2 separate regions of the Homo sapiens genome follow, and region 1 is linked to region 2. Evidence: chromatin loops called from intact Hi-C (ENCODE). Cell type or tissue: PC-9. All regions are shown on one strand. Links, peaks and the distances in the headings refer to the core of each region. The heading gives the core; the rest is flanking DNA. Region 1 overlaps PTPRC (protein tyrosine phosphatase receptor type C). Region 2 overlaps LOC105371677 (a long non-coding RNA gene).

Region 1 (12,422 bases), core at 2,171-10,170, 160 kb before region 2:
TACTCAGCAGGGTTCAGGTCTAAGAAATTCAAAATTACACAGAAGTGGTGGTCATAAGTTCAGTCTTGCCTGCAGTGCAATTGTGCAGGGAGATTGTCTTTATTCATCAGTGGGTAATCATAGACTCGTCAGAAATCTATTGCACTTCCTAGGTGAAGAGACGTGGGAAGTACAACACAGATGCTCAATCTCCCCTTTGGCCAGTAGCTCTTGCTCTGGCCAGGGGTCAGGCGTAATTCAGCTCCTCCCTCCCACATGTGTACAATGGTCACATGGCACAGTTACATCAACTGCAGAGAGGGAATGGTTAGTTCAGAATGAAAGCGTGATATGAGATCCTTACGTTGGAGGAAAAACTATAGTTTTCATGATTCCTATGAAAACATTTAAGTGTGACAGTTATAGAAGCAGACATGTTAAAAGAACAGAAACATAACTGTCAAATAGCTAAGGGTATCTATAGTATCTGTAAAACTATTTTAGGAAAGGAGAAAGGAATACTGGTCAATGTGTGGAAAGTGGAAGAAAAAGGCAGGAGTATCCAGAATATGGAGAGAACTACATTTTAGGTTTTTCAATATTCCTAATTACTTTTCCCTTTTTTTGTCCCTTTCCATCCTCCTCTATTTCTCTTATTTCTATCATATAAGCCACTCTATTAAAACATTCCAGTTTAAAATATATATTGACATTTGTGTATATACTAATATGGTCTCATGTTTATACACACACACTCTCACACACACACACACACACACACACACACACACAGCTCTCAGAAAATTCCCAGCCAAAATGATCCTAGAATCAAGTTGTTCAGATCAAACATTGGCTCTGCCTCTTATTAGCTCTGTAATCTCAAATAAATTGCCTACATTTTCCATGCCTCAGATTCTTTATCTATAAAATAAGAATAAGAAATACATATACATTATAAAGTTGTTAAGAATTAGAAGAGTGAATAAATGTATGCATTAAACATAGCATCTAGCACATATGAAGTCCTGAATATTATCAGTTATCTTAATGATTATTTTTATTGATATTACTATTAATAAAATAGCCAATACATCAATACATCATGGAAGTGCCTTGCCTAAATCTGGTTAGGTTGACTCTGAGATTGCTGATTTGTACAATATAAAAACTGGCTGACCAGTTGGACATGGTGGCTTCTTAATCACCATCGTTTGGAAGACAAGTCTTTGTTGATTCAAGATACCAGGTCCCTGAAGTGCTGTGTCCAGTCCAGAATATCACACATTATAAATGAAATTGAAATCCAAGAGTATTCAGAGGAGGCTAACCGGAGGTAGGTAGTGGGGAAGGGAGCAAGATAATGTGTCAAATACGGAAAACTTAAAGAAGTCTATTTTGTCCTAAAAAATAATAGTATAGATGAAAATACAATAAATACATTCAAATACTTGAAGTATTATTATAAGGAAGAAAGTATGGTCCTATTCCATGCTGCGGTAAGGATAAGAATTTTATCTTGTTGGCGTATCAGTGGTTCTCAGTGTTTTCTGGAGACTCAAGATAGTCCCCAAGAACCTTTTAAAGATTCTTCAAGGTCAAAATAATATTAATTAAGTGTTATGAGTATTATTATTTACCTAACAGTACTAAGAAGTTATTTTTCTTCTTCTCTCTCATTCTCTCATTAGTAGAAAATTAATGTTTCCAGAAACTATATGGTATATAATATTACAACAGATAGAGAATATTAAAGCATATATGAGAATCCAGCTATCTATTATTCAGACAGACATTTAAAAGATTTGTAAAAATGCAAAAAAGTGACACTATTCCTATTAAATCTTTGTTTTATAATATCTGGTTGTTTTTCATACAATATGTGCTATTTATATTAATATATTGATTTATTATTATTTAATAAATAATTAAATATTTTAAAATTCTATCTAGTTTATTTTACAATAAATATATATAACCCACATAGACAAAACCTCTTTATATTCCACAATTATGCTAAAAATTAGGTTTATGTTTAAGAATGTTTAAAAAGGAGTCCAGAGACTAAAAGGCATGAGAAACATTGGTTTCAATTAACAGTGTTAAGATTTTGAAACCACAAATTTCAAAATATTTCAGCAGTTCAGCACTAAATTAGGCTTTTCTTTTTTTCTTAATGTAGTTTTTAGAAAATATTCAGTGAGTGTGTGTGGTAAGAGGGATATATATACATTGATCCTAGTCACCTCTAAGGCTTCTTTCAACTCAAAGATTCTGCAGCTCCATTGTGAAAGGAATTGAAAAGAGAGCTTACTGAAAATACTGTTCTCATAAGCCTGGTGTGAAAGTTAGCAGCTAAGCATGTGGTTAGGAGCGGCAGTTTTGGGGTGAAGCAAAAAGTGAAGAACTCCAGTGCAAGAATATAATGCATTTTTGGATCATTGTGTTGGTGGTAGATTATCTAATGAAAATGATAAGACTGAAGGGTTTGCTGTCAAAGTTACTTAGATTTCATAATGGAATGTCTTCTCAGGAGGATGGAAACTAGAGTCCATGTTGGCCTTACAAGTCTTCTCTGAATATTCCAGAAACTAATAGTTAAGATTCTTTCAAAAAGGTAAGTTGATAGATGCCCACACAGTTTCTCCTCTAGACTGTGTCACAGATGACAACCTCATAACCTCTACCTGTTGTCCTGGTTCTACCATTTATTTCAACACAGAATACACACACACACCACACACACACACACACACACACATATATTTGGGTGTGTTTATGTAAATTACATATTTCCTCTTTCATATAACTTTATATTCAAAATTTAAACACAGCTGCACAAAAGATAAATGTGCAAATCATAGGAACACAATTCACAAAGGAAATGTAAATAATAAGCATATGATAAAACCCTGAACACAGTAAAAATTAAATTAATCACAAAATGGTAAATTGAAGAAATACCAGTTTTTATAAAAGTAACACTTTTGAAAATGATAAAATTAAACTCTGACAAAAGTATGTGAAAGGAAACTCATACAATGTTAGGAAGAGAATAGAGGAAACAACTTTTCTGAAAGCCATTTGTCAATATATATGAAGAGACTGAAAATGTTTTCATTTTTTAACACAGGAATTCCAGGTCTAGGACACTATATCAAAAAAAAGATCATATATATATATATATATATATATATATATATATATATGGACATATATATGGACAAATATATCTATATATTTATATAGATATAATCTATTTATATAGATATATATGTCCATATACGTGGACAATGATTTCTGTATGATGATATGCATTTTAAAGAAAAACTACCAAAATATCTTTCTTTGAAAACTAAAACAACTAGTTTTACAGAAAAATTAAGAAAAATATTCTTGGTCAGGCACAGTGGCTCACGCCTGTAATCCCAATACTTTGGGAGGCCAAGGCGGGCAGATCACCTGAGGTCCTGAGGTTGGGAGCTCGAGACCAGCCTGAACAACATAGAAAATCCCTGTCTCTACTAAAAATACAAAATTAGCAAGGCATGGTGGTGCATGCCTGTAATCCCAGCTACTCAGAAGTCCGAGGCAGGAGAATTCTTTGAACCTGGGAAGCGTAGGTTGCAGTGAGCTGAGATCATGCCATTGAACTCCAGCCTGGGCAATGAAAAAAAAAAAGCAAAAAAAAAAATATATATGTATTCTTCAAAGCCATGTTGGTTTGGTCATTAAACACACACTGTCGATTTCCTCAGACAGTCCGAACTATCGTGTCCTCAAAATGAGCACTGGCCCCCTCTGTCCCTCCACTGCATGGGGCCTACACAAGAAATCCCACCTGGGGAGGGGCCACATGTATCTTTTCCACAAATTTGTCTTCTGTTCCTTGGCATAGAGCAATACTAACATTTGTGAAATATTTGTAGAAAACACAGCTGCCTTTTCTACAAAATATGCAAGTAATTACTATAAAATAGTATGTGTCTAGTGGTGACAGACAAGAGAACAAGGCAGAAATCAAAACATGAAGAAGCTGGTGTCTCCTTCTTAGAGACCAGGTGTCTCCACTAGCCCATTAATTGTCATAATGGCCTCTGAGTTCTAACCTTAAAAAAAGTATATTCTCTTATCTCTCAAAATTTTAATTTTACTTGAAATAAGTTGGTTCTCAACTTCAAATTCATCATTAAGATATTTTTAAAATATGATTTTGAAAAATCTTGTCTGGAAAGAAAATTCTTTTCCTTAGCAGAACGCCACAGAAATGCAGATACTTCCTGCGCATGTCTGTAGGGTAGTACCGTATCAGTTATTCAACTTAACGTTCTCAAATGATTTGATGAAAGCACTCTTTCTTCTAAAGATTCTTACTCTAAAAGGTAAGGGTTAGCTGGATTTTTTTTTTTGGATTATCATGAGGAGCAACCAGAAAACTGTGCTACACTCTCTAAGGGGACACAAATTGTCATAATTTTCCAGAAAGGAACATAATAAGAACAGAAGTGCAATTCCATCAAATCTTGCCACATATGTGTTACATTTAGTATTCTGGGTAACAAATGCCAAACTTTTAACCACTTTTCAGGGGTGAGAGGAGAGGAAAGGACAGAGCCGGCATAGAAAACTTGTTAATTAGTCTGTAAAAGAGCAAGCAAAAGACTTCACCAAAGTTACCACTTCAGGACAAGAAATATTTTTCTTATATAGGAGAGACTGATAAATCATGGTAAACATTCTACGTTATCCTTATCATTCCGTCTCAAGGAGGTATGTATACATTGTGTCTTTCATGAGCACAATTACAGTCCACATCACTTTATTTTATTCCCTCCTTGTATAAGAAAGCAACATAATAAAATAATACTCAGGCTCAATATTTTGCCATTTTTACTATCAGATTACCAGTCATAGTGTCAGTCTATCTATACAAAACATGCTAAAATATTCCCACGATACCAGATTATCTCATAGAATTATAGAGCCTCATCAGTTCATGTGTATCATTATTAATTCAACAAATATGTATTTAAAGGCTACTCTGTAACGATAGGCACTGCCTATACAAAGACAAAGGAAAACATCTCTCTCTCTCTGAAAGGTGCTTAAAGCAGAAAGAAACTAAAAACCAAATAAGGAAGGGTATTCCAATGAGACAGACCAGAAAGATGTCCCTGTGGGCATGTAGGATGGCTGAAATGTATATGTGCTCCACATCTCTCCCCTGGAAAGGTGAAAAACCTGTACTGTTGCACAGAGCTTGGGCACAGTTTAGTTTAACACACATTCATCGAGTATTGAATCATAATTATACTATTTTTGTCTGTGGAAGAGATGCCACAAATGCATTTTTTATGGGCTATAAAGAAAGCCAATGTCAACAAGAAACCTAAAAAAAATGTGTTTGTGTTCATTCAGGAGTAAAGCAGAGACATTCAAAGATGAACAGCAATTCTGAATGGAAAGAGGCCAGCTGTAAAACGTCATAGAAGACCTGCAGTAGAGATACAATCCTGAGAAGAATATTTAGCAAGAATGGGGTTTCAGATTTCTGGTATTTCCATATGGGTGGAGATTGAAGAAAAAAAAGAAAAGAGCAAAAGTTTTCTCATAATGTTTTGCAACTTCTGCTTCCGGGCCCAGTCAGAGCCCAAAAGCAGCAAGAGAAGTAAAATGAAAACACTGAACATTTTTTTTGTTTTGTTTTGTTTTAAATAATAATTAATTTTCACTCACAAAACTGAGTATACTTAATTCAGGTATGTTTGAGATTTCAAATGAATATCTATAGTGAATGCATTTTTATTTAAAAGGAGAAAATGGTTTATTCTTGACATCCTTTCTTAGCTTAGAGAGAAATAAAATCTTCAGAAAATAGTGGTGGCTTACAAAAGTTGGATTTTTTTAAAGGAATAAAATGGAAAGCACGAGTAATCTGATGATAATATTCAATAACAGAAAAAGTTCTTGCCACTAACACTTTATCAACTATAAACATAAAAACCTACTTTCTTAAAGATTAATTATCTACACTGTGATCAGCATAAATGCACAGCTAATTTTTTTCTGCTCTAGTAAGTGAATATTTTGGATTTCAGAATGAACTTTGCTTTACTAGAAAGAGGTAAATCAAAATATTTAATCTACATAGGAATACATACAGTGTGTGTGTGTGTATATATATATTTATATATATACACTATATGTATTAAAAAAAAAACCTCTTGATTCCATCCTATGGTGGAGTTAGAATGTTCTATTAACACAAGTAGATATTTCGTTTTAAACAAAACTGATTTTTTTTCCTACACTAATTTAATCTCCTTGCCTAATGTTCTTTAGTCCTCCAACAGGTCTGCCTACTTAAACAATTTCTAGTCACAGGATGTGGCTGCCACAGTTTTATCTCCATCTGGCAGAACATAACCAACCTGCTTGAGCTCTCAGCTCCTGTTTTATAGCAACTAAAGTTTCCTTGTTCACCCGCTCCCCCACGCCACCTCCATGACGTGCATTTCTCGTAAAACTACAGATCAGTAAACTTCCTCAGGGAACTTGCAGTAATGTATGACAAAAAAAAAAAAAACAAAAAACAAAAAACTAGTAGCCCTGTGATGTGTAGCAGAATTCATCAGACTAGCTGTCTGTTCTGGCACTGATTGCCAGGCAAGCTTCCATTGTGCCTTCATAGCTCATACACAGTGCACTTTCCCTGTATTAGGCCCTTGTAGGTATCTGGATCCATGGGCAAAAACTTGAGTAGGGGAGGGAAAGAAAGGGAAGCAACAATACCTTTTAAGTCAAAAACTGAGAATAATAGATTGCTATTTCTTCTATATGCAAAGGATGAAAATATACCTATGACCCTTTTCACTGTGAAATGCTTAATGTTTGTTCTAGCAATTCTTACTGGAAATGACTGCCTTACACAGTTGCAAATGTCTTAGAATAGTATAGTGAACATCTATGATTGGAAATAAGTCCCTGTTAATCTTTCAAATAATGACCAAATTTTTGTAACCTCTGGTAGGTACAATTCGTAAATACATGGATAACTCTTACAGGACAAAAATTACATCCTACTTATAGTGAATATATTTTTATATCATTTTGTTAAAACTTCTTAAATTTTTCTAATAGTTAATACTTAATTGTTACTACAAAATTCTCACCTGTGAATCTTTTAAGTTTTTTAAAAATTATGTGATATCTCCTTTGTTCATTGTATAGAGTACCCAACGAACTTCATGGTGAGTGATGCTTAGTGGGTGCTTTCTGATGAAGCATCCAGTAGTTTAACCAACTGGTCTAGAATAGCACAGTGTTACTGCTGGGAGCCATAAAGAAATTATTTCAATGAAGTTTGTAGTTTTCAGTTAAGGTGGCTAGGGTAGGCAATTTTGCCCTCAGTTGACATTTGGCAATGCCTGGAGACATTTCTGGTTGTCACAGTCAGAGCAGGTTGGGTAAATGTGCTGCTGTGTCTAGTTTACAGAGGCAGGAATGTTGCTAAACATCCTACAATGCCCAGGTCATCTCAGTTCTCCAACTAGATTGTCCACAGGGTCAAGATTCAGAAACTAGTCTAAGCTGTAAATCTCACTGAAAAAGAAACCAGGCTTAAAGAAGTCAAGTCACTTATTGAATACCACATACCAGAATCTCAGTCTAGTGAAGAGGAATTAGTAATAGAGTTAGGATTCAAAACTTGTCCCAAAATGCCTAATCCAACATTCATTTCATTGTATCAGGCCACAGAACAAATACCTCATAATATGCTGGAGGAATTCTAGACCAAGTTCCCTCATTTTTGGTGTAACAAAGGACAAGTCACTAAATATCTATGAGTTTCAATTTTCTTTTTTGTAAAATAGATGCGTTGAAATAGATTATTTCTAAGGTCTCTTGCTTCTCTAAAATTAATTGTTGTATAAATAATGCTACTTTACATTATAGTAGTTTCCAAATTCCTTTTCTCTTTCTTTAATTTTTTTTCTCTTTTTAAAATGTTTGGTACAGGAATTCTAACTCAAATAAAAGCAGGAAATATGTCAGCTAATTAAAAAAAACCGGCAACTTGAACAATACTTGTCTCTCAGTAAATAGTAAAGACCATCACAAAATAAAAGGTATTCTTATTTGTTATTATTTAATAGAAGACACATTCTCTGGTCCATTTATATCCTGTATACAAATTAACTTATTTTGATTGTATCCATGCAATCTAAGACAATAAAAATAGAAGAAAAAACAGCCACATAAACAGCAAAGTGTTATTACTGATTTAATTGAATTGATTTGACATTTTCAGTCCACTGATATATTTCCTGAGATAAAAGTTGCCCTTAGTATTCATGAATCTGTAGTTCATTCTTAGTAATTTTAACATGAAAAATTGATGTGTTTAAATTTTCACTTTAATATTCATGTTTTCTATAAAATATTGTAAAATTCTAAGATATTATGGTTATACATATTTATTACTATTATTACATATTAATGTGAATTTTGAGAAACTTTCCTTTGCATGATTTTCTCAAATTACAAAATATATTATTCTCTTATAAAGGACAGCAGGTTTAAAATGGAGCAAGGAGCATTGGAAATATATTTAAGGGGAGGGAGGGGCCAAATTTGGTTGTTAAATACCATATTTTATTGATTAAAGAGTTTGGCAGATTAATTGCTACAATTGTAAAATAGGACAACAGATAAAAAGAGAAAATATATAGTTGTCTTTTCTTCACTAAAAAAACTAGTACTTGTAATCTGTGTATATAAATTTTTCGTGTACCATATAATCCCTAATTTTAAATCTCCTTTCATTATAAAGTGAGAGAATGAAATCTTAGCTATCACATTGTTGTTTCAATCCACTAGCTAATTTTTTTAAATCAGAAGAAAATAAGCTGTCATTTATTTATTTATTTTACTCAAAAAGAATTTTAATCTGACCCATGTGCCACTGTTATTGTTAACCTCTAGACATTTTAACAGCATTTTGATGGACCTTAAATCAATTAACACTATAAAGGAAAACATCTGTGGCTCTAATACATTTTAGAGTTACTCTTAATATTTTTTTGTAAGGATTTTAAAATGCATTTAATTAAATAAAGCCACTGAAAATTCCATAATTCACAGTGTGTTAAAATACCAGATATTAAAATCACGTCAATTTTATTAACAAACATGAGGCATGCATATCTGTAAGAGGGAGTTATTAGAAAAGCCAGCGGAAGGAAATGTTTTCTTGCCATCAAATCCAGATGTTCAGTTCATAAAATGGAGGCCTAGAAAAAAGGCAAGTTATGGCACTGAATAACATTAAGAAGCGTTACCTCTGATAAAATTCATGGACAAAATAGATCTTTAAATAAATAATGCTTTACTTTTGTCTTAAAGTAGTATTTTCTACTTTACATGTGGAATAGAATAATGGGTGAATTAAAATAAAAGGCACATAATTTCCTTTTCCACAAACACCTTTATGTAAATATTCATATGTTTTAAAATGTAAAGAATACTCTTTAGCAAAAAGATGATCCATGGGAAGTATTTTCTTCCAGACACTGACAAAACTTAAACTGGAGCGAAGATTCCACAAAAATCATGGCTCTATGGATGGCAAGGATTATTTTTTCTTTTCCTTGATCTGTTGCTCTTTAGCAAATACAGATGTTTATAGAATAGATTAATTACAGAATAGGAGTTCATGTTGACAGTGGTTGAACATTCTGTATTTCAGTATTTCAATTTGTAAAATAATTTGTGAATCATTTCTTGTTTTTTTAATCAAGATTTCAACTTTTATTCCAATTCTTAAAGTGAAAAACCAAATGAGAAACTAATCATAGTAGTGGTAACAAAATTTCTATACTCCTTTATCGTTTTTCAAATGCTTAAACAGTATAACAATTCCTCATATTATTTTGTTTTGTTACACTTAATGAAGTGATTTTACATTCATTTTCTATAACCACCTTATACGTAGACATGTAAACTAAATTAAAATTTAGTTTAAGAGAAAGCATTTTATTAAGGCTAACAAAAAAGTCCTTTGGATGCTTTGAGCATAACACATTTGTTCTTGAAAAGTGACTAATTAAGATAGATGGGAAGATATGTACAGTTAAATTGATATTAATAGAAAATACCTTTACAGTGTTCCTGAAAAATGGAATGTGACAAAACTGGCACAAATTTTACATTTGACAACTAAAGGTATTTTTATTATTCTTATTTTCTTGCCTTTGAAGTACTTCTTATATTGTATCTGACTCGTTCTACTTCCAGAATTTTGAGGTTCCACTTGCCTTTGATCTTTCAGTAGCCATTCCCAATAGTTCTTTCATCCACACCATCGAGCCGCCCTTGACATAACACCATCTTTTATTCTTAGAAAAGGGAAAATCTTTTATTTCAAAGGCTTTGGTGATTTTCCCTCATGGGTCACCCTGAAAGTATTTTTCATCTTCCTATGGGTGAGAACCTCTTATTCCTTGAGCCTCTGGATGGACTCCTGGGTTCCCTCTCTTCTAAAGTTACCATTCAGCAAGGAGGAATCACAGCTATTCACATTTCAATGATGCTGATTCCTCTTTTACCTAGATGGAATGCTATTTCTTTCATTTACACTTTATCCTTGAAACAATGACCAAAAAAAAAAAAGGGTAATATTTGTTTACGTAATTGGATTAACATCTGAAAATGGATTACTTAGGTTTGCTAGGCTTTTATTATCTTTTATTGGATAGGTATTTAAATATCTCTCTGGTGCTTACACACAACTAGATTATTCAGCATTGGGAGTAAATTATGCTTTCTGATTTCACAAATGATAGTGCCTACATGCACGATTATCTGCTTCTCACACACTAATACAGTGTTTGTGTTATATGGGAGAGATTTCTCTCAATCTCTTCCCCCTTCCCCTCCTCTCCCTCCCTCCCTTTCTAGTTCTCTCCTAGTCTTTTAAATAAGGATTAAGCAGATGTGCTTAAACTGCGGCTTTATATCTACATGAAAATTAAGCAGCGACAGGAAGAGAAAGCTGCACAGCTTTCTCCTGTACTGAGATTTTTCAATACATTCTCACTATTGAGATCACAGTAAACTGCCAAAACACCTGATGCGCCCTTTTTTCAACTTAAGCAAAATATCATAATACAAAATAAATACCGATAGATCATATTTAAGTTACTTACTCTTTTGTTTTAACCATAATTCTGTTTTCCCTATTAAGACTAGTGACCAAGGATTGTACATTCGTTGAATAATCTGTAGAACTAGAAGCAATGTAGAAACAAATCTGAGGCTGAATAGCCTGGTGTGCATTGAAGCATCATATGGAGTGCCAGGCACACGAGACACTCAATGTTACTTCCCTTTCCTGACCCCTTCTTTCTCAACCTTAGTACTGTATTTAAAATTAGAACAAGGAAAATTAAATTGAACTATTCCCTTTTAGGATATGACAACCAGTAAATTTTATGATAATATCAGGAAACACAAATTAACAAATTTGCTTATGTTAAAGACAAGTATAAGCTAGACTATACAATGACATGAGCTTGTTAAATGAGATAACATTTATAAAATGTTAACAGAAGTGCCTGGCACAGAGTAAGCACTATTTTTTATTAGCTTTTTCTTATTAGCTAACCACCAGTAAGTACAAAATTAAGTAGCTCTAAAAAAAAGTTTTAAGGAAACCTGCCAAGCCTGAGATCAAAATTACACACAGAGATATACACACACTGACAAAAGGATTTATATCTATTTATGTGCAGTTTAATTTTCACGATATTAGATTCTACCTAATATCTGCCACATTGATAACAACTACTTTTTAAATTTCTCAAAGAAATGGAAGGTTTAATTTCAGTTTAAAAATAAACCAGTTATTTAACCAATACACACACACACACACACACACACACACACAATCCCAATCTGTTCAAGTATTGTCTTAAACAATATTTTAAAATATGTATCAAAACAAAACATAAGCTACAAAATGGTTCAACAGAGCATTACCTTTGCATGAAATTTTCAGTTAAATTTCTAATTCTTTAGTCTCTCAATATATTCTGTAGTTTTTATTAAAACAAATTATGTTAAGATGTACCTCTTTCTTTTTCTAATTGTTAAGCTAGCAAGGGATATATTAGGTAAAGACATCTAATTCTTCCAAATATTATAAATTCCTTAATATTACTTTTGTAACAATATTAAAGTTAATAGAGATATTTACCAATTGCATGTTCACAACCAACCTTTCTAGGGGAGACATAAATTCAGATTTTTATGTGGAATTTACTGAATTCTCACTATAATGCCAACCCTTTTCAACATTCAAAGCAAAGTATAGTTCTACTTTTTTTCACTGGCTACCTCTTCTCACTATCTTTTCCTAGCTCCTCCTTGTGTCTCTTCCAAATATG
Region 2 (12,422 bases), core at 2,183-10,182:
ATTAAACATCACATCATATATCTGATAAGGGGTTAATATCCAAAATATATAAGGAATGCCTACAACTCAATAGCAGGAAAAAAAGCCAATTTAAAAATGCACAAAGGATTTAAATAGACATTTTTCTGAGACTACATACAAATGATTACCAGGTATATGGAAAGAATTCCAACATCATAAAGTATTAAGAAACTGCAAACAAAACCACAATCAGATATCACACCACACTTGTTAGAATGAAACAAAAAAAAAACTGAAAATAAAAAGTGTTGATGAGGATTGTTAGTGGGAATGTAAAATGGTGTGGCCACCATAGAAAACTGTATGGAGGTTACTCGAAAAATTTTTAAAAGAACCAAAATATGATCCAGCACTCTCACTTCTTGGTATTTATCCAAAAAATTGAAAACAGGATCTTGAAGCAATATTTGTACTTTCATATTCATTGCAGTATCCTTCACAATAGCCAAGATGTATAAACAACCTAAATGTCCATTGGTGGATAAAGGGATAAACAACATGTATTATGTACCACCAATGGAATACTAATTAGCCTTAGAAAAGAAGGTAATGCTGTCATATGCTACACCATGGCTGAACCTTCAGGGCATTATGCACAGTGAAATAAGCCAGTCACAGAAGGGCAAATACTGCGTGGTTCCACTTATATGAAGTAATCAAAGAGGTCAAACTCATAGAAATGAAAAGTAGAATGGTAGTTGCCAGGGTCTGGGGAAGGGGGAAATGGGCATTTGCTATTCAAATGGCATAGAGTTTCAGTCATGCAAGATGAAAAAGTTCTAGAAATCTGCTGTACAACAATGTGCACATAGATAACAATTCTGTACTTAACAATGTTTAAAGAGAGTAAATTTCATGATATGTATTTATTTTTTTTGAGATGGAGTCTCATTCTGTCACCCAGGCTGGAGTGCAGTGACACAATCTCGGCTCACTGCAACCTCCACCTCCTGGGTTCAAGGAATTCTCCTGCCTCAGCCTCCCAAGTAACTGGGACTACAGGAGCATGCTCTCTGCTCGGCTATTTTTTGTATTTTAGTAGAGACGGGGTTTCACCCTGTTGCCCAGGATGGTCTTGAACTCCTGAGCTCAGGCAATCCGCCCGCCTCAGCCTCCCAAAGTGCTAGGATTACACGTGTGAGTCACCATGCCCAGCCCAGTGATATGTATTTTTAACCACAATCATAACATAAAAAGTTTAAGACACTTTGGTGAAGGTGGATATTTTTGTGCTTTTTGAGACAGAAAAAAAAGTACAGGAGATCATGTCAGATGTGAGTATGTCCTGTATGGGACACTGAAAGGAGAAAATTGCATAAGAATGAAATTGAGATGACACTATACATGTAGATTCTACTGAATTATTAATTATAAAATAAGTAGCACAACTTTTATATTTTAAAGCTTAAAATTTCCTACTATTAAAAATATTACTACTAAGATTTATTATAAACTATTCTTACATATGTTTCCTTTCTGACTGTATCAATCCATTTTCATGCTGCTGATAAAGACATACCTGAGACTGGATAATTTGTAAAGAAAGAGAGGTTTAATGGACTCACAGTTACACATGGCTGGGGAGGCCTCACAATCATGGCAGAAGGCAAAAGGCATGTCTTACATGGTGGCAGACAAGAACAAATGGGAGCCAAGTGAAAGGGGAAACCTTTTATAAAACCATTAGATCTTGTGAGACTTATTCACTACCATGAGAACAGTAATATGGGGTATTCGCTCCCATGATTCAATTATCTCCCACTGGATCCCTCCCACAACATGTGGGCATTCTGGGAACTAAAATTCAAGATGAGATTTGGGTGGAGACACAGCCAAACCATATCACTGACCAAATAAAACCAATAAAATTTTCACAGGCAAGGCCTACTAGTTGATTCCTCTTCTTCTACAGTATATTTTTATCCTTTGGTCAGTTATTCATGTGTGTGTGTGTGTGTGTGTCTTTATTTTTGACCATATCTCTACTCTTAATATTCTCAGTATTTGCCATTTTTCTTCCTCTTCACAGATCCTTTACAGTATCTCTTTACTATATATTTGCAAACAGTTTTTCTTTTCATCCTTGGTGGTTCCAGAGGCCTTTCTCATAGTCTATTAAAAGGCCAGGGTAGAGGACTGGGAAGCAAAGTAGATGTTTAAGTCAGACATCTCTTAGTTGAAATCCAGGCTCTGTCACATCACACAAGCTAGCCCTCTGCAAGTCACCATACTTCTCCAAAATTGAACTGACTCATTTTAAAAAACAGAATAAATAATGCCTAACTCACAATTTTTCTATAAATATAAAGCAAAAACTAAATAAAGAGCCTAGTATGATCTCCATTGAGGAAGCAACTTTTCTTCTACTTTAGAGCTCTGCTGGTTTACATAAGAGCAATTTACATAAGATATTCCACAAGACAGTTCTGTTTTCTCCAAGTTCTATTTCTGGGAACCTTTCAAGTATCTTGAAATTCTCAAGTCCTACATACAGAGTTCCTTGATAATTGTATATGGGTCTCCAGGTTTTCCTTTTTAAGTTGTTGACTTTCATCTTCCACTCTGCCATCTTCATTACCGTGTCCTTTTCTTGGGTTGCCAAGTATTCTTTTCTTTTTTATAATATCATTTTTGTTTCAATGGAATACTGTATTTCCACTGATCATATAACATAGGAAATAAAATACAAAATTCAACCTTGGTTTGCTGGGATCCTCTCCTTTCTTCAAGAACCACATTATAACATAAGGCAATTGTAGATTAGTCCTGCTCATCATTTCTTCCAGATTTGTATTCCATTTTCTCACTCAGACATTCCTGTGGCTATGTAGGATTACCAACATATTCCCATCCCTACATCAGATGTAACAATAGTAGGAGCCAGCCACAAAAAAATTTACAGGAAAATCTCCCCCTTCATCGCACAAAAAAGAGCAATTGTTTTTTTATTTTCTATTTTTTAGTTTCATCTTGTTATTTTTTTCCTTTTTTAAAACTGTATTCATCTTATATTGGTTTTAAATCCCTGGAGCTTTCTCCTGATTATAGAAGTAATATATACTTGCTTTATTTTAATTTCCTAATTTCCTTTTGCATCTTATTTCCCCCTAATTCAAATGGTCATAAGTCTCACTAAATGCCTCCACAGATACCTTTATTAGGATAATTCCATTTCTCCCCATTTTCATGCCTTTAATAATACAATATATAACTTTAACAGTCAAGTATAATTTTAATAACTTTTTTATTTTCCACCATTTATTTGGTTTTATATATTTACTAGATTTTCTTTATTTCCTCTTAACAGCTTTACATGTTTGCACCTCATCTTCTATTTTTGTTAAAGAAACGTAATCTTCTACTTACAAAGTTATTATTTTCACTATTTTACAGAACAAAAAATTGAGGCCTCAAAAGGTTAGAAAAAACTTTCCCAAGATTACATAGCTAAATTTGTGGAGCTGGAATTTAAGCTCATGCCTGTGGATTTCATAACCCAGTATCTACTACACTAAACAGCCTCAGACAGGCAACTCCACCTAAAGCAAGCCTGGGGCACAGGTAAAGAGGAATGCTGTTCCCAGAAGGGTTTCTAAAGCATCTACATGAAAATGAAGAATGTGCAACACCTTATCTTAGAGATTATTCATTTACTGAGTTCAGGTCAGGGCTGATAGCCAGGCATAGCAGCTTCTTGAAACTTTTGAGAAAGAGCTAGAGTCATTTTAAATGGAAGAAGTAAGCACCATAAAAAAACAGAAAATAGAAACTATGGCTCTAGTCAACCTACTGTGAACCTTAGAATATTCATGATTCTGGGCACATAAAATCTGGCTTCCAGAAACATATCAGAAAAGATTCACACCTCTTTTTGACTTAGATAAAATTAAATTTATTTCTTGCAATTTTCCTTTTTCTGTAACTTTTTGTTTGGAAATGCAGCCACAGGCATAAATTTTCATATCCCAACAGGCTCCACAAACTGAAGACAATCTAAGTTTAGCAGTCATATTCATATTCAAATCTATTCCTTTACTAATTCCACAGATATTGCCAGGTATTTGATCATAGTTACTTGAGATACAACAGTGGAAAACAGTCCCAGATCCCTCACCTCATTGAGTTTATATTCTAGCAGGAAGACAAGACAAGGTTTTAAAAAATGTAAAAAACTAAGTTATATTTTCAAGTTAGAAGGTGATGAATGTTATGAGAATTCCTAGAAGTTGTAGAGCAGGATGTATTATTCAGTATGGTTGGCCTCATTGTGTAGGTGACATTCATGCAAAACTTGAAGAAGAGGAGGTCAAGGCGATTTTTGGCATATGATAGATTGCAATTTTGTCTAAAACATATCATGCCTCTCTTTTTGAGATTATAAATTCCTGACCAATTGACATAAATTCCTGCCCACAACTTTTTTAGCTAAAGAAATGTGATTGGGATGATGTATCCATTTCCAAGAAGCTTTAAGAGCCACATTCTTTCATGTTTTCCCACATTTCCTTTTTATCTGCCACTAGATTTTTAATGTCCAGATAAGGGCTCATCCTTTGGCCTGGGTACAATCCTAGCACAATTTGGAAAGCTATTGGTGGTGAAACTTTGGCAAAATATAAATCTTTGTTTTTATGTGCCATGAAGATTTGGGATTCTTCTAAGCTCCCTCATGCCTACACAAGAGCTTTCAGGAAGAGGAAACAACTTAAGCAAAGGCCCTGAGGCGGGAGCATGCCTAGTGTGATTGAGGAACAGAAACAGGTCAGAAAAGTAGAAGTAGAGTGAGAAGTGGGAGATTAGCAGGAGAGACATTCAAAAATAAAACTACAGCATGTAGCCCATGGTAGGAAATTTGGCTTTCACACTGAATAAACTGATGAGTCATCCGATCTAAGTAGAAGAGTGAAATGGTCTGATTTCAGTGTTCAAAGGATCACTTTGCTCTATTGAAAATAAACTAAAGCATGATAAGGACAGTTATTGGTAGAAATCTTGGGAGGCTATCGGCAAGAGATGATGGTGGCAGCAAGGATGAGGGTACCAGCAGTAGCAGAGGTCATGATGAGAAGTTAGATTCTGAAAATCTAATCTGCTCAGTGGAGGGTGGCAGCTGGAGATTCTGGGCACTAGCTGTCATGCTCCCAGGGCTCTGTCTGTGAGGACTGAATAAAGCAGTAACTCATTTGTGTATGTGTATGTGTATGTGTATGTGTATGTGTATGTGTATGTGTATGTATGCATGTGTATGTATGTGGACACAGTGAAGAGGCAACAAAGACAAAGCAGACAGTCTAGGGCTCAGAGCAAACACAAGGCAGACAGTCCAGGGCTTAGAGTAATTTTGGGACAAATAAAAAACAAAATTGTAACCAGAAACCAGAATAAGTGTCGAGGAATTGAACTGTCACATATTTTGAGAACTAAAGAAAAGCCATACTCAGAGGCATATAGTTGCCCCAGGACGTACTTTATACCCAAAGATTCACCTACGCCCACTAGGAGTTAACAACCCCTATCAGGACTCATGTATTCCACAGATGCTAAGATGCCATAGTTACAAAAGCTCCAGATTCTACCTTGGCTGCTCTGGATCACGGAAAATTCCTGTGCCTATGCCAGCAGCTGGGGTTGTCAAAGCTGACTTGGACTCTGGGCATGGTGGCTCATGCTTGTAATCCCAGCAGTTTGGGAGGCCAAGGCAGGGAGATTGCTTGAGTACAGGAGTCCAAGATCAGCCTGGGCAACATGGTGAGATGCCATCCCTGCAAAAAATAAAAAATAAGCTGGGCTCAGTGGCCTACACCTGTAGTACTAGGGAGGCTTAGGTGGAAGGATCACTTGAACCCAGGAGGTCAAACCTGCACTGCAGCCTGAGCAAGAGCAAGACCATGGCTTAAAAAAAAAAAAAAAAATTAAAACATAAAAAAAAGCTGATTTGGTATGACTCATCCTTAGTTGTCTAACCGCAAATAAAATAAATATCTCTTAAGCATTCTTCTTCACAAAGCTCATGATTTCTCTTACAATTATTCATTCAGTTAACAAGTATTAAACACCAACGATAATTAGAACCCAGTCTAGGAGCTGGAATTAAAAACATAAACAAGAAAATACAACATGTCTACCTATCTTGAAAAATTCTTCATCAAATGTGAAACCAGCATGGGAATGGAAAATGGTACCACAATATGATGGAAGTATAGGAACGCTGTGGATGCAGTGCTGCAGCAGTGGAGAGGTGGAGACACGGCAGCAAGAGGGGAAAGGCATCTCCAGGAAGGTAGCAATTGAGCAGACCTCAAAGGTTAAGGAGGAATTTGCTAATAAAAGGGATGGGAGGTATGTAAAACCAGAAAACAGAATAAATGTCTAGGTTAGGCCATGTCATTTTGTTAGCTCTTTTTGGTAAAAATTTTATAAACAAGATCCAATTGAAAACTGAAAACTAATATTTTGTCATGTCATCGACATCCAATTTTAAATTCTCTATATCATCTTTTATAAGTACTATAGTCTTTATCAATTGGATGAATTATTTCACCTTTCCCTATTTACTTGTCACTGAAACAAGAAACCAAAATTTTCCGCATAGGTGCTTAAAAGTGCATAGAATCTAAAGTGAGAACTTTGGACCAGAGAACATTCCCACTCCATCAATCCCACCATGGTCCTTACTTCCAGACCAGTCTGCTGTTAATGCATTGGCTTCTCCAGGCTTTCATGTGGCATTAACCCACATTCTTTCCTCTCTCTGAGCACCTTTTCTCTCTCTGGAGCAACGTTCTAAAGACATTATTCACAACTTCTCTTTCCTAATCTGTCAGCTTTAATCCTATAAACCGACCACCACAAATACTTAAGGATGTCTGAAAGCTGTGCTTTTATCCTTGTTCAAATTTTTTATCTCCATATGTCACCTTAACCTTGTCTTACAAAAGCTTATCTCATTTTACTATTTTTAATACAATTTATACATTGAGTGTTTTAAATCCATCCACACTATCAATCATTTCAGCAGCTATTCATATTTATTTTGTTCTTTATGGTCAACTTTCCTCCTTTTTAGAATGTTTTCTATCTTCATATTTTACAGCATCGCATTCTCTATCACTATTCTCTGGTATCATGAAAAAATGAGCAAGACTTCTGATTTCTGGGTTATGTATTTCTAATACCATCCTTTTTTTATCAGTAATTTGCTCATCTTCTATAGATTTCTGCCAAGTTTCTAAGTTTTTAAGACATTAATGTTAGAGAAGAAGAAATCTTTCACTTTGTTTACCATCTCTCTTCCTTTGGTTCACTACCCTTATCCATTAAATGGGCCCCTTTTTCCCATTGGTAAAAAGAATAAATCTTAGCCTTTCACTGTGAACCTCATTGTTAGCATTTCTACAGGAACCAAATCATAGGAAGTTTTCTTTTACCAGTACATCTTTATGGCAGCGGCGGGCCATTCAAAGTGGCCACTGCCATCACACCGACTGCAGTGGGGAGGCGTAGGCCGTGGCAGCAGGACCAGGTGTGAGAGCAGCAGTGGCAGCACTGGAACCCCTGTGCCCTCTGTCCCTGAGGCATCCACCTGCGCCATCCCAACCCTCGTGTGGCCAGGGGGACCCTCTCCCAGAACCGGAGCCTCTGCCTCTTTGGACCCTGGCCCCATGACACCACTCTTGCCTGCCACTGCTGTGGGGAGGGTGCAGGGAGGAGGTAGACAGTCACCGGAGGTCACCCCTGAGATCCTGCTGCCCTGAGAGCTGCCATGTTGGGGCTGGGCCGAGCCACCCACCGGCGGGACAGCAGCTTGGTCTGGCACAGAGGAACAGGCAGAGAAGGGACCAGCGAGGACATGGAGCCCCTGCCCCAGGCAGCAAGGAGGCACGGCTGGGGCTGCAGGCTCCATGGAGCCGGTAGCTCTGCCGCTTCCAAGTTCGCAGGGCGGGAGCTCCCCAGCGCAGCTACAGCCGCCATGCTGGCTCCAGACCCAGGCATCTCTGTGCACTTGGGAACCAGGAAGTCTCCCACCCCTAACCCTGTAGAGGCTCAAAAGTGCCTGCTCCTGCTGCCTGGCTTCCTCAGCTGTTGAGGCTGGCTTCAATCTCAGAGCAAAGCAAACTCGGGGGTAGCGCAGGCACTGTTGCTGCCTGATTGGGTATGCACATGCTAGGGGCTACACTGATATGCCAGCTCATTGCCACCTCAACCCGCTCCAGACTTTGGCCGACAACAAGCACAGGAAGGAGGCCAAGGGGGTGTTGAGAACAGCATGTTGCTGGCCTGCAGGCACCCCTTGGCATGAACAGCCTGGGCGCCATAAACAGGAGCAGGAGGCAGATAGGCTCCTGGGCAGAAGGGGGTTGGTCCCCAGTGAAGCCCCACCTTCAAACCAGGGAGGGCCTGAAGCCTGGGGTCCAGGGCACCAGTCTTCAGAGACCAGGAGGGGAACTTGTGGTCCTTTTCCCTGGGTCTGCCCATGGCTGCCCATGGGCATGTACTTCCTCCCCTCTGAGGTCCACAAATCCCCAGACTCAGCCAGGCTCAAGCAGAGGATGGAGAGTCAATAGGGAGACAATGGGGAGACAATTGGCTGACCAGCTGCAAAGAGAAACTAACCTCTCTGCTGAGAGCTGGACTCTTGTTGGATGACCTGCCTAGTAGAGAGGAGCAACCCTCTCTGCTGAGAGCCAAACACTTGTCAGGACACCCTGGCTATGGAGAGGAGCTGCCCACTGTGGGTCTCCTCTGAGCTGTTCTATTGATCAATAAAGTTCCTCTTCATCTTGCTCACCCACCACTTGTCTGCTGTACCTCACTCTTCCTGGGTACAGGACAAGAACTTGGGACCTGCCGAATGGCAGGGTAAAAGAGCTATAACACAAACAGGGCTGAAACACGCCCCTTGCTCACCACATCTGTGGGCAACAAGAAGGAGAGAAGTGCTGCGGCCCTTCAGGGGCCTAGACCTGGGAGCTCCCCAAGCCAGGGCTGTGACTCCCCCTTTGGGGCTCTGTGGTTCCTGGAGTCTCCAAGCATCCAGGCATCACCACATTCCACAGTGCCAGCCATGGATGCTGCTTGCGGTGCGCCTGGTCCTGCTGTAGCCTTGCAATGAGCCAGCACCTATGGTGGCACCTAGAGCTGCCCGCCTCACTGCAGCAGCCGTGTCTGACTGTGCGCAGTGGCCGGACCCCATGCTCACTCGCTCGGATACCCTTGCTGCTCTGCTCTAGCCTCTTCAGAGGCATGGGATCCAGGACAGTAGTGTGAGCCAAGCACAGCCTGCCAAAACAAGTAAGCCCAGTGGGCCCAAGCAAAATTTGGGTGAAGGTGCCACCATCCACAGAGGTTTCTGACCAGAAAAGCAATACCCCCAAGGATCCCATAACAATTTCACTTTGAAACACAATGTCTTTTTCAAAAGCTTGAAATATTGAGTTTCTTTGGTGTGTGTGCAATAGCTCAGCTTAAGCATTTCCTTAAAACCTCTAGTAAATTCCAAAGAAACTAGTAACTTGGATGTTTCTGTGCACATCTAATGAATCACAAACTTGGCTTTGAGTTTTCAACTGTGATTTATATGATCTGGGATACCAGGGATGTTGGTGGTTGTCTTGTCTTTTATGTCTCACTACAGACGTAACTAAAAAGATGAATTAGGGATGCTTAGATTAGGAATTTAAAAGCAAGTTTTGAGAATGTTTGTCCAGAAGGTTGAGAAGAATCAAAAGAATGATGGGTGCTACAAGTATTCTGAGTGTTAAAATAAAATGGATATTATTAAATTTCTTATAAGTAGAGGTCTATGCAATGTAAATATAGAATATATTATGTAAATATAGAATATACAATGTAAATATAGCCTATATTTACATTGTAATAAATATACAATGTAAATATAGGCTATATTTACATTGTAATAAATATACAATGTAAATATAGGCTATATTTACATTGTAATAAATATACAATGTAAATATAGAAAACCTATATTTACATTGTAATAACTGCTCACATTTTAAATAGTAATTGTCTTCCAATTGTTTTGTTATTAAAAATTTGGCAACCTGGGCAAAATTTCATTGTCTGTTTGTAACACTCATGATGCATTTTGCATAAGTTCCCCACCACTCCCCACAACATACACCTTTTGGCTTGTCTTAATAAACACAAACACGAAATCGGTTGAGTAATTTGTAATGATTATAGAATTGTACTTTTAACATACATATGTAAATAAGTAGTGATCAATCCTATTTCATACATTTGGAAATATTTAAATCCACAGATCACATTTTGGTTATTTTTAGGACTATTCCTATCATCTTTTCCTGTGTCTCAGTTGAAACACCTTCTCGTATCTTTTATAAAACTATTTCCTACATTTTCTTTCTGATCTTCTTTCATCTTTTTATCATAACCATAAGCATGTTTTCAATCTGTGTCTCATATTGAGCTGCAGAGTTTGGTTGAAAGAACCTGGAGTAGGAATCTGAAGTTCCAGGTCCTAGTCTGACTCCACATTTTCAACAATATTTATAAAGCAACAATAGTATAATCCTACACTTTAGTAAGTTCTTTATACACATTTTTCAATCTTCATAGCAATCATATAGAAAAGTACCATTCTTCCCATTTTTGAGGTGACAAAGCTAAAGTCCAGAGAGATTAGATAATTCGTTCAATGTCACAGAACTAGCAACTTTAAAACAGGGACTCAAACATAAGTGTGCATAATTCCAAAGAACATCGCCTAAATTGCCTCATTTGTTATGTGACCTTGTGATTTCCTTTTTCTTGTTTGGAAAACTGGCAACCACCGGAGGAGCTTCCTGCCTGCTTCCTACAGTTGGTAAGATTCAGTGTTTGACATATGCTAGAAGTTAGAATACCCATTCTGTTATCCTTTAAATGCCTTACATATGCACAGTTTGAAAATCTTTATTCTGATGATAATCTTGTCCAGAAGGCATCTTTTATTTTTGGCCACTTATAAATCCTAAATCCAGGACCTGGGTCTAAAATAAATTTTACTCCTTATATTCAGCCTTTTGATTCATATTAAATGAAGACCATGTTTTTCTGCTTTCCGAGTTTCATATGCTGCATCTCTAGTGGCTATATAGTAAAGTATCAAAATATATTTCTACTTTAAGCTGTACTGGCTCCAATTTTGTAAAATTTTATGTTGAATTCTTCGAAGGCTCGTTTCCTTTCTTACTTCTTAGGTGTGAAGCTTTAGCCTTGGCTCTGGCTAGATGGCCCTCCCTCTGTCTGTCCTGGGCCTAGGTCCCGTCTACAGAAGGCCTATTGTTCTCATTTTCCTTTGCTTTTCCCTCCATTCAGTTCTATGATGCTTTTCCTCCTCTTGGCTTTTCATCCTGGGATTCAGACAAAGCTCCCTCTCATGAAGTGCTCTCTATCTTCATGAGCCATCTTCTTCCTGCTGCTCTCTTGGTACAACCTCTTATTTACCCTCAGCTATTGTATCTGTTTTCCTTTGTTTTCCTACTGCAACCAGAATTCTATATTCTTTATTTTTCTCCCGCACTTCAAAAAGCCTCCTCTTTCCGCGTTCTCTCCCCTCCCGGCCTCAGCCCCAGGAGCCTCCCTGCATTCAGGTGGGCTGATCAGACTTGCTCCAGTGCTTTCTAGCAGACCCTTTCATTCCAGGGCCTAGGAGGGCACAGCTGCTTCTGAATCCCTTTTATTATAACAAGCTATGGGGAAATTTGTCCTTTTTCACCATAGAGGTTACAAAGTATCACTCTGAATGAGGACCTCTACTATGTCCTTACTCTCCAAACCCAAATCACTTCTCCACAGCACAGCAAGTAAAATGATAATAGCCTCACTCACATGTATAGGAGATTTTTGGCTCTACCCTATAAAAGGCAGAACTCTTCTATTTTCTTACCAGAAAAGTTACTTGTGATTAGTTATTAAATGTTTGGCTTAATTCCTCTCCCTTTGCTAATGCTTCTTTTTCCTCTCTTTCTTAAGAACTCTCCCCACTTGATGTTTTCTCTCCCTGGTCCCCAACAAACCCAGTACCTTAGTCCATGAAAATTTCTCTACATTCTCAGACTTGTACTCCTACTGCAGAATTTCCCTCTACATTCCTGGGTTACAGATGATAATAGCTGTGTATAAGTTGGATTTAATCAATCTTGAGGGCTTTTGAAATCTAAAAGAGGAACTGGTTGGCCAAATTGTCTCTACGATCCAGAATAAGAACTGAACAATTGTCTTGCCATGTTTTTGGGACTGGTATATACTCATGGGGTCTCCTGCCTGCCAAGCAGTGGAGCTGCACTGTCTACAGCCTCTTCTTTTCATTTGGCATCTACCCATATCTCTCAGGACTTGGCTAGTATAAAAAATAAGGAAGATTTGAACCAAGA

The links. Hi-C counts contacts between places; a loop is a spot of excess contacts. Peaks named below come from ENCODE experiments on the same cell type or tissue, not always from the same donor. Only the 100,000 strongest peaks of a DNase experiment are listed, where the experiment ranks them.
Region 1: it touches region 2 in a loop (9-fold over the local background); 4 of 110 quality-filtered maps call a loop at or near these places.

What each region holds. Positions count from the first base shown.
Region 1 is chr1:198,650,794-198,663,215 of GRCh38, reverse strand. The region is part of intron 2 of PTPRC (protein tyrosine phosphatase receptor type C); the gene reads right to left. It overlaps PTPRC-AS1 (PTPRC antisense RNA 1), which reads left to right. Exons shown (of 3, transcript NR_199042.1): 2 at 2,510-2,593; 3 at 5,395-5,663. Among named protein-coding and RNA genes, the nearest start is that of PTPRC-AS1, 10 kb to the left of the region's middle. In PC-9, for the core only: no CTCF peak of the experiment used is centred there; DNase peaks (open chromatin) are centred at 5,415 and 6,405; H3K27ac peaks cover 2,754 bases.
Region 2 is chr1:198,490,210-198,502,631 of GRCh38, reverse strand. All of the region lies in intron 1 of LOC105371677 (a long non-coding RNA gene), which reads left to right. Among named protein-coding and RNA genes, the nearest start is that of ATP6V1G3, 44 kb to the left of the region's middle. In PC-9, for the core only: no CTCF peak of the experiment used is centred there; DNase peaks (open chromatin) are centred at 3,571 and 5,991; H3K27ac peaks cover 1,750 bases.